Linked DNA regions of Homo sapiens: all the other regions are linked to region 3. The links are chromatin contacts, found by Hi-C or POLR2A ChIA-PET in ENCODE. All regions are on one chromosome and are shown on one strand. Each heading gives the region's core, a stretch centred on a gene start or an enhancer-like site at or near the end of the contact. The rest is flanking DNA. Distances are from core to core; before and after follow the strand shown.

Region 1 (2,700 bases), core at 2-2,501, 1.2 Mb before region 3:
TGCCTTGCTCACCACCGAGTCTCCAGCACCAAAAACAGTGCCTGAACATAGCGGGCAGTCAAGAAAAGCTTGTCTGTTCATTCAACAAATGCCTATCGATGCCAATGACTGCCAAGGACTGCGTTAAGGTACTTACTCTCAGAGGTTGACAGTCCTTGGTGGAGACAAACAATAAACAAGTAAATGGACAAACAAATGTTTATTATTACTTGTTGGGGAGACAGCTTCCACTCGACAAACAATGACTGAGTTCTTAAGTCCTTACACACAATGGTATGTACAGCATTAAGCATCAGTGACCAAAACACAAAAATCCCTCTCCTCAAGCAGATGACATCCAGCTCCTTCCCATTTCTGGCTCTGTCTGGGCTCCTCCTGTTCCCTCCAACAAGGACCCTCTCCCCAGATCTTCCCCACGGCTGGCTCCTTTCTATTTGGGTCTCAGCTGAAATATCACCTTCTCCGGGAGGCTTCCTCGACAATCCCTTCACACTCACCTCCCGCCCGAATCACCTTCACATCACCCCGTTTCTTCTTTATGGCAAACCTTTTCTGGTTGACCTATTTATTTGGTTAATGCGCCCCCCTAACCCCCGTAAAGTTCCAAAAGGACTCCAAGAGGCCTTTGTGGGATTTGTTCTCCCGCTGAGCTCGGTGCCCGGAGCTGATGAAGACCACACGGGCGATCCTAACTAACTGGGGCAGAGCAGCCGCCGACCACACAGACGGCCGGCGACCCTGGAGTCAGCCCCGCGCTCCGGGAAGCTTTGGCCGCTGAGCTGGGGTGTCATCTTCCCCGTCTGGACAATGGGGACGGGGCGCGCCCTTCCTCGGTGCTCCCCGCGGGAGGGCCCCAGCGATGCGCGGGATTGGGGGCGCCAGGAGAGCAGGTGCGGCCCGCGTCTCCCGGGCGACACTCACGTCTCGGAACTGGACCAGGCCTTTCTCGCCCAGGGCGCTGAGGCACTCGTAGGCCGTGCCCGACTGCAGGAAGAGCTGCGCCAGGCACATGGTCTCGCTCCGGAACAGGGACCCCATGGCGGGCCGACCCGCGCCCGGAGGGGCTCGATGGGCGGCGGCGGCTCCGAGCCGCGCGGGCCCGCACACTCAGCCGGTGCGGCCCGGGCCTCGAGCTCTTCCTGTGGCCTGGCCGCGGCCCCGCACTATGGGGCTCCAGACTGCAGCGGCCGCCCCCGGTTCTGCCACCGCGGCCGCCGCTCCAGCTGCCGCCACAGCAGTCCGCGAGGTCCCGCCCCCAAGCCACTGCCGGTTCCGGTTCCGCCCCCGCGTCCCGCCCCCCCCGCCGGCCGACCAATGGACGCCCGAGGTTGTCGCCGCACGACGTGGCGGCAGGGCCAACCAGCGCGAACCCGGCGGGTACGACCACTGCAGCTGGCGCTCCGCCGGACTGGACGCAGAGCTAAATCCCGCGCGGCTCCCCGGCTTTCCTGGAGGAGTCTCGCCGAGTGTGCACGCCGCGAAGCTCACCCGTTCCTAGTGCACGACCCTGTGCTGCTGCGTGTGTGTGTGTGTGTGTGTGTGAGAGAGAGAGAGAGAGAAACGGAATCTCACGCAGTCCCACAGGCTGGAGTGCAGTAGCGCGATCTCGGCTCACTGCAACCTCCGTCTCCCAGGTTCAAGCGATTCTCCAGCCTCAGACTCCCCAGTTGCTGTGACTACAGACGCGCGCCACCCGCGTCCAGCTAATTTTTTTGTATTTTTAATAGAGACGGGGTTTCACCATGTTGGCCAGGCTGGTCTCAAAACTCCAGAGCTCAGGTGATCCGCCTGCCTCGGCCTCCGCAGTGCTGGGATTACAGGCGTGAACCACTGCGCCCGGCCCTGCTGCTGGTTTTTTATGGATAGGGTTTCCCTCTGTGGCCCAGGGAGGAGTGCAGTAGCACGAGCTCGGCTCGCTGCAACCTTGACCTCCTGAGCTCAAGCGATCCTCCCACCTCAGCCTCTGGAGGAGCTGGGATTACAGACGCGCGCCATCACACCCGGCTAATTTGTTTTTAAAATGTTTATAGAGAAGGGGTTTCATCATGTTGGCCAGGCTGGTCTCGAACTCCTGAACTCAAGCAATCCTCCCGCCTTGGCCTCCCAAAGCGCTAGGATTACAGGCGTGATCCGCCGCCCGGAGGGATCCTAGGCTTCTTCGTGAAGTTGGAGTGTGCAGCCAGCATCCCAATCCAGTTTTCAAACATTTCCCACCGACCTCGCAAGACTCCTCCTGCTCAGTTGCAGTCTCCCCTTCCCGCCCGGCCTGGCCACCACAGGACAATTTTGTCTCGCTAAATTTGCCACCTCCAGGCTTGTCCTGTCGATGGAATCACACAGCACCCAGTGTGTGTTCCCCACACTGACCGGGAAGCAGTGGCCCCCCGCCCCAGGCCGCAACCTCACCGCTGTCCCAGTCGAGTCTCTGCTTACATATCCCCTTCCTTGAGACTGTCCCTGGAGTCACATCCTTGTTCTATTTCCTTCACTGCACCTGCCACCATCTGAAATTATCTTGTCTGTGTGTTAGTGCCAGTCTTCCCTGCTAGAATGGAAGCTCCACCAAGGTGGGGACATTGTTTCTGCCACTGTGGTATCTCCAAGCCCCAGCACATAGTAGCCACTCAATAAATAGTTCATGAATGCATACATAAATGTATAAACTTAAAAAAGTTAAAACCATAGACACTCCAGACCCCA
Region 2 (2,700 bases), core at 26-2,525, 1.1 Mb before region 3:
TGTAGTCTTTTCTTTCCTAACCTCCACTTCCAGTCCCTTAGCAACCTTAAAGCTATCCCAAATGTGACTTCTCAGTATCCACTGGTTCCACCCTACTCCAAGTCACCATCATCTCTTACCTGACAATGGCCTCCTAAGCGACCTGCCTGCTTCATCTCTTATGCCTGGAAAGGCCACTCTCTACAGAGAAATCACAGCCCTTCCCTTCCTAAACATCCTCCCAGATAAGATGGCTTCCCACTACATTTAGAATGAAATCCAAGCGCCTACAAGACCCTGCACAATCCATCTCTTACACTACTCTTGATGTTCAGCCACAAAGGCCTCCTTTCTGCTGCTCAAACTATTTGCAGCCTGCCGCAGGGCATTTATGTGCACTGGTATTTCTCTCCAGTGGAATAATCTCCCCCTAGTCACCTCAGAGCCAGCTCCTTCTCAATCACTGAGGTCTCAGCTCAATGCACCTCCTCAGAGAGGCCTTCCTTAACACCCTATCTCACCTCCTCTGCAGTCCTCGCGCGACACTATCACAACCGTCTTAGTTCTTTCATAACACTTACCAGCAGCTGAAATTATCCTTTCTCTAGCTCTTGCACTAGAAAGTAAGGCTATGAGCAGATGCCAATACTGCAAACTCCCCAGAGCCTAGAAGAGTTCCTGACACATAGCAGGTCCTCAAGAAATATTCTTGAAGAGATGCATAACAACGGTAACCCTTACTGAGCTCCCATAGTGTGCCGACTGGTTTATTTAGTCCCCACAGCAACCCCATAAGGAGGGTGTTATTTTTTCGTCATTTCACAGAGAAGGAAAATGAAGCACGGAGAGGTTAAGCCATTTGCCCGAGGTCTCACAGCTACAGCGAGCAGGGCCAGGATGAGAACCAGGCTTGAGACCACAGCACCCGAGGGCGGGGTGGGTCGCGGCCCCTCTGCCGGCTCGCTGGCCGGGCAGCTCCGCATTCCGCCAGTCTGGGCAGCTGGAGACAAGGCAAGAGCCCCAGCTGGAGGGATGAGCGCCCCAGGGCTCAGATCTGTCCGATCACCTCCTGTGGGTCCGATGCAGCGGGTGCCTGCCCCTCTCCCAGCCTCACTCCCCCACGCCAGGGAACCGATACCTGCACCGGCGTCATGTACGGGAAGCCCAGCTCCCGCAGCGCGCCCAGCACCTGCGGGTGCAGCGGCACAGGCAGCGACTCCCAGGAGCCCTCTGTCACATGCTCCATGGCGCGCTCCTTCGCCGCGTCGGTCGCCGCTGCTCGAACGCGCCTTGTGCACCCCCAACGAGCACTTCCGCTTCCCGCAGCTCCAGCGGCCGGCCGGGAACTTCGCTGGAGCAGCAGAGTTCCGGAGCGCGGCGAAGGCTCCCACGCCGCGGGAGGGAGGAAAGGCGTCCGCGGGACGGTGGAGGCAGGCGGCGGGGCAGGCCTGGGGAGTTACACCCGCTCCGCACAGCGCCCTGGGCTCCGGGCGCCTCTCCGCACCGGGCAGGAGTTTTGGCGGGAGGGATTCTGGCCCGGCCCTCCCACTTTCTCTGCCCCTCGGAGGCAGGTGGCAGCACAGGACCGCGTCCAGGCCGAAGGACAGCGGGGCTGGCTACCGTGGGCAGAGAAACGTGTCGGGGACCCGGGTTAGCAGCCCTGCAAAACAGGCACCCGCTGATGGCCGGTACGTCCTGAATGTTGCGGTCCGATGGCCGGTACGTCCTGAATGTTGGTTTACTTTCCCGGAAGTTAGGGTCAGAGTCCTAACTAAGAACACTGTCCCATTCCTCTGTTCACTGTTTGCCTGGGCCATTCATGTCCACATACAACTTCACTCAGAAAGCTGTTTTTGTTGTTGTTGTTGTTGTTGTTGTTGTTTGAGACGGAGTCTCGCTCTGTTGCCCAGGCTGGAGGCTGGGCGCTATAACGGTTCACTGCAAGCTCCGCCTCCCGGGTTCACGCCCTTCTCCTGCCTCAGCCTCCCGAGTACCTGGGACTGCAGGCGCCCTCCACCACGCCCGGCTAATTTTTTGTATTTTTAGTAGAGACGGGGTTTCACCGTGTTAGCCAGGATGGTCTCGATTTCCTGACCTCGTGATCCGCCCGCCTCGGCCTCCCAAAGTGCTGGGATTACAGGCGTGAGCCACCGCGCCCGGCCTTCACTCAGCAAACTTTTATTGACCACTCATTATGTGCCCTCTATGAGGGCCTATCTCCTCCACCTATGTGCATGGCTTGCTCCTGTTGAGGCTCTGAAAACGAAACCCCAAAATGAAGGCCCCAGAGGCAGCCTCAGAAGCAAGTTTCTCTCTGACCTTCTGCTCCCTCTCTGATCTCTGATTCTCTGAGGCTAGCCATAGAAACTCAAGAATCCCTCTTGCCCATGACGGAGCATAGAAACAGGAATCCCTTTTCTCCACAGTCAGCCATAAAACCTAAAAATATTACTCTCTCTCCACCTTTCTGTGAAAAAACTGGCCATAAAGAAATTATTGGCCTGGCACGGTGGCTCACGCCTGTAATCTCACCACTTTGGGAGGCCAAAGCGGGCAGATCTCAAGGTCAGGAGTTCGAGACCAGCCTGGCCAATATGGTGAAACCCCGTCTCTACTAAAAATACAGAAATTAGCCAGGCGTGGTGGCGCATGCCTGTAGTCCCAGCTACTCAGGAGCCTGAGGCAGAAGAATCGCTTGAACCAGGGAGGTGGAGGTTGCGC
Region 3 (2,700 bases), core at 131-2,630:
CTCCCATGGATACCAATACCAAGGGACTAATTTAGTTGTACCCACCTGAAGGAGTTTTCTATTTTTCACTTCTGGTTTTTTGAGAGACGAGGGTCTCACTATTTTGCCCTGGCTGGCCTTGATCTCCTGGGCTCAAGCAATCCTTCTGCTTCAGCCTCCAAATGTTTTGAGTTTTAAATGTTCACAGAACAATGCTTGGTTGATGGCAAACATTCAATTTTAGGTGTTAGCTAATTTGTTATTGGGCTGAGAATTGAAGATCATAGTTTTATAAATGTTTAAAGAGTTCTTCCTAAGAGCATAAGCAAGGGAACAGAAACAAAACATGTTTGGAGAATAGAGAAGTTTCAGTGGCTGGTGTTTGGGTGGGAGTGAGGAGATGAAGAAGGAGGGACAGGTTGGAATGAATACCTTTATGGGTCTCAATTTCCCACATCTGTGAAATAGAGAAACCGCCCGTAACTGCCATATTTACTTATTCAACAAATGTTTATTGAATACCTATTTACTATGTGCCAGACACCTTTCTAGGAACTGGGAATATAGCTTGAACAGAACACAAAATGTCTTTGCCATTATGAAGTTTATGTTTTTGCGGGAAAAACGGACAAAAATAAAATTGTTAATACGTATCTTGTTATGCTACCTCCACAAAAAAGCAACTGCACAAATAATTACAAAAAGTGCTAAATGATTTGAAGGAAACAGTGATTAAATGGATAAGGTGAGGCGTCGCTGAAGAAGGATTTGTTTGGGAAGGGAAGGAGGTGACATCTGAGCTGAGACCTGAATAACAAGAAGTACGCAAAACTTAGGCGGAACGCGACGTAGGCAGAGGGAACAGAGTGCAAAGACTCGGAGGCTGGGTAGGAAGCGTTTGATGCTGCTGCCGGGTCAAAGCAAAAGCAGAAGACAGTGAGGGAGAGAGCAGTGGAGTCCAATAAAACCTCGACCTCAAGATTGAATTTTATTCTCAGTACAAGGGGTAGAAGGGGAACTCAGCAAACGAGTGGTCTGATTTTATAATTTTGAGATCACTCTGGCGGCGGAATGCAGAACAGATTCGCGAATACGAGAGAATGAGCAAGATGAAACACTTGTCAGTTAGGCCTCCATACTTAAACGCTCTCCGCTGGACATCGCCGCCAGCAAAAACCGACTCCAACCTCTCTCCTGCCAGCGTCAAGGGGAAAACAACAGGAACTGAGCAGAGGCTGCAGCTACTTCGTCCTGAACCCACCCCCAGTTCCCTACACAGCGCAGCTCCCCGTCCTCACCTGCAATTGAAGAAACTAAAGAGGAACACTCAGATATCTGGCCCCTCTTCCTGACTCACACAACCGCCTCTAGTCTTTAGGTTCCATGCCACAGGCTTAAATTGGCGGGAGAACACTAAACCCAACCCCTTTACGGCGGCCGGAAGAGACCAAGATTACTTTAGACTCGAAATAGGAAGTTGCCCCACCCTGAGTTCCGCCCATTCCGTTCTCCCGACTGCGCATTCCGGGGGTGTATTCTTGGCCCCGCCCTCTTCACGGTCTTTACACTCCCCTATGAAAGAACACCCAATCACCGCCTCGAATTGCGTTGTTATAGAAACTTTTGTTACCGCCCCTTTTTCTCCCAGCAAGCTGTGCGACGCGCCGGGCCTCCTCGCCTTTGTGCCATCCGGGTCTCTCGCGCGAGCGATTTAGTCTGAGGCGAAGCTTCGGAGCGGCCGGTACTGTTGAAAGCGACAAGTGGAGGCGCCGCTCTAGCGGCCGGGACTCTGAACTATGGCGGTAGGTACCGAATCTGAGTTTAAAGCCAGGGATATTTTTCTGCTACGTTCCAACAGTGGGTGAACGGCTCCCAGAACCTTGTTCGTGTGTATGTGTGTAGACAAAATGGCGCCGCGGCCTTCTTCTGCGCCCGCCATCATGGCTGCCTGCTGTAGGGAGGGGGAAGTAAGGCGGTGTTGGTGGGGGTGGGGAGCCGCAGGGAGTGCCTTTTTTTTTCCAGAACTTTCCTCCTCTCTTCCCCAACCCTACGTTCCTTTCGCCTCACTGAACTTCCTCCATTTTCGCTTATTCACCCTGGCTAGTGATTTATTCTAAGTTTTTTTTAGGGCCTGAGAATTTGCGGTGGAGAAAGGGGCTGGGGAAGAGAAAGACGATCAGGAGTGGTCTCTGAAAAGTATTGGGTCAAAAAGGCAGTGTCTGTAAAGGGTAGTGTGGGAGAAGAGAGCGACTTGTAGCTATTTTTTTTTTTGTACGCTCAATGAGATGCTTCTAGTTGCATAATTTCAATTAGTGTTCGTCCGTGTAAACCTTATTATTGTGTATTAACGAGCTAGGAAGGTATTGCTGAAAGGGAGTGAAAATTCAACTTAAAAGGTTGTGGAACTACCAATTCTGACTGATGCGCGGTTTCCGAAGTGGCCCGTGATGTAATCAATTTGAAGTCCGAGAAGCGTTACAGTTAAGTCTTGTCACTGACCTTGTTCCTTTAAATTTAAACCCTTCGTTGGCCGGGCGCGGTGGCTCACGCCTGTAATCCCAGCACTTTGGGAGGCCGAGGCGGGCGGATCACGAGGTCAGGAGATCGAGACCATCCCGGCTAAAACGGTGAAACCCTGTCTCTACTAAAAATACAAAAAAATTAGCCGGGCGTAGTGGCGGACGCCTGTAGTCCCAGCTACTTGGGAGGCTGAGGCAGGAG

What was found. A loop is a pair of places that touch in the nucleus more often than their neighbours do. ChIA-PET counts read pairs that join two places held with the same protein, here RNA polymerase II (POLR2A). Pooled maps may share reads with other maps.
Region 1: a loop to region 3 is called in a pooled map, with 17 times the contacts of the local background. The contact joins the promoter of ATP6V0A2 here to the promoter of KNTC1 in region 3. A Hi-C loop is called at or near these places in 1 of 37 single-sample maps with no recorded cell type and 11 of 50 pooled maps. POLR2A ChIA-PET finds 5 or more read pairs at or near these places in 2 of 52 experiments (GM12878 and activated CD4-positive, alpha-beta T cell).
Region 2: a map of CD4-positive, alpha-beta T cell shows a loop between it and region 3 (5-fold over the local background). The contact joins the promoter of DDX55 here to the promoter of KNTC1 in region 3. A Hi-C loop is called at or near these places in 4 of 168 maps with a recorded cell type or tissue (CD4-positive, alpha-beta T cell, gastrocnemius medialis, naive thymus-derived CD4-positive, alpha-beta T cell and 1 more), 1 of 37 single-sample maps with no recorded cell type and 10 of 50 pooled maps. POLR2A ChIA-PET finds 5 or more read pairs at or near these places in 3 of 52 experiments (CD4-positive, alpha-beta T cell, activated CD4-positive, alpha-beta T cell and naive thymus-derived CD8-positive, alpha-beta T cell).

The regions. Positions count from the first base shown.
Region 1 is chr12:123,710,904-123,713,603 of GRCh38, reverse strand. It overlaps ATP6V0A2 (ATPase H+ transporting V0 subunit a2), which reads right to left and starts at 1,251. Exons shown (of 20, transcript NM_012463.4): 1 at 922-1,251. The coding sequence starts at 1,038. LOC105370042 (a long non-coding RNA gene) reads left to right here. Exons shown (of 3, transcript XR_945477.4): 3 at 1-838. RefSeq lists a silencer at 877-1,426.
Region 2 is chr12:123,600,674-123,603,373 of GRCh38, reverse strand. It overlaps DDX55 (DEAD-box helicase 55), which reads right to left and starts at 1,275. Exons shown (of 14, transcript NM_020936.3): 1 at 1,118-1,275. The coding sequence starts at 1,225. RefSeq lists an enhancer at 514-563 and a silencer at 804-913.
Region 3 is chr12:122,525,929-122,528,628 of GRCh38, reverse strand. KNTC1 (kinetochore associated 1) reads right to left here and starts at 1,380. Exons shown (of 64, transcript NM_014708.6): 1 at 1,278-1,380. RSRC2 (arginine and serine rich coiled-coil 2) reads left to right here and starts at 1,693. Exons shown (of 10, transcript NM_023012.6): 1 at 1,693-1,781. The coding sequence starts at 1,776. RefSeq lists an enhancer at 1,554-2,013.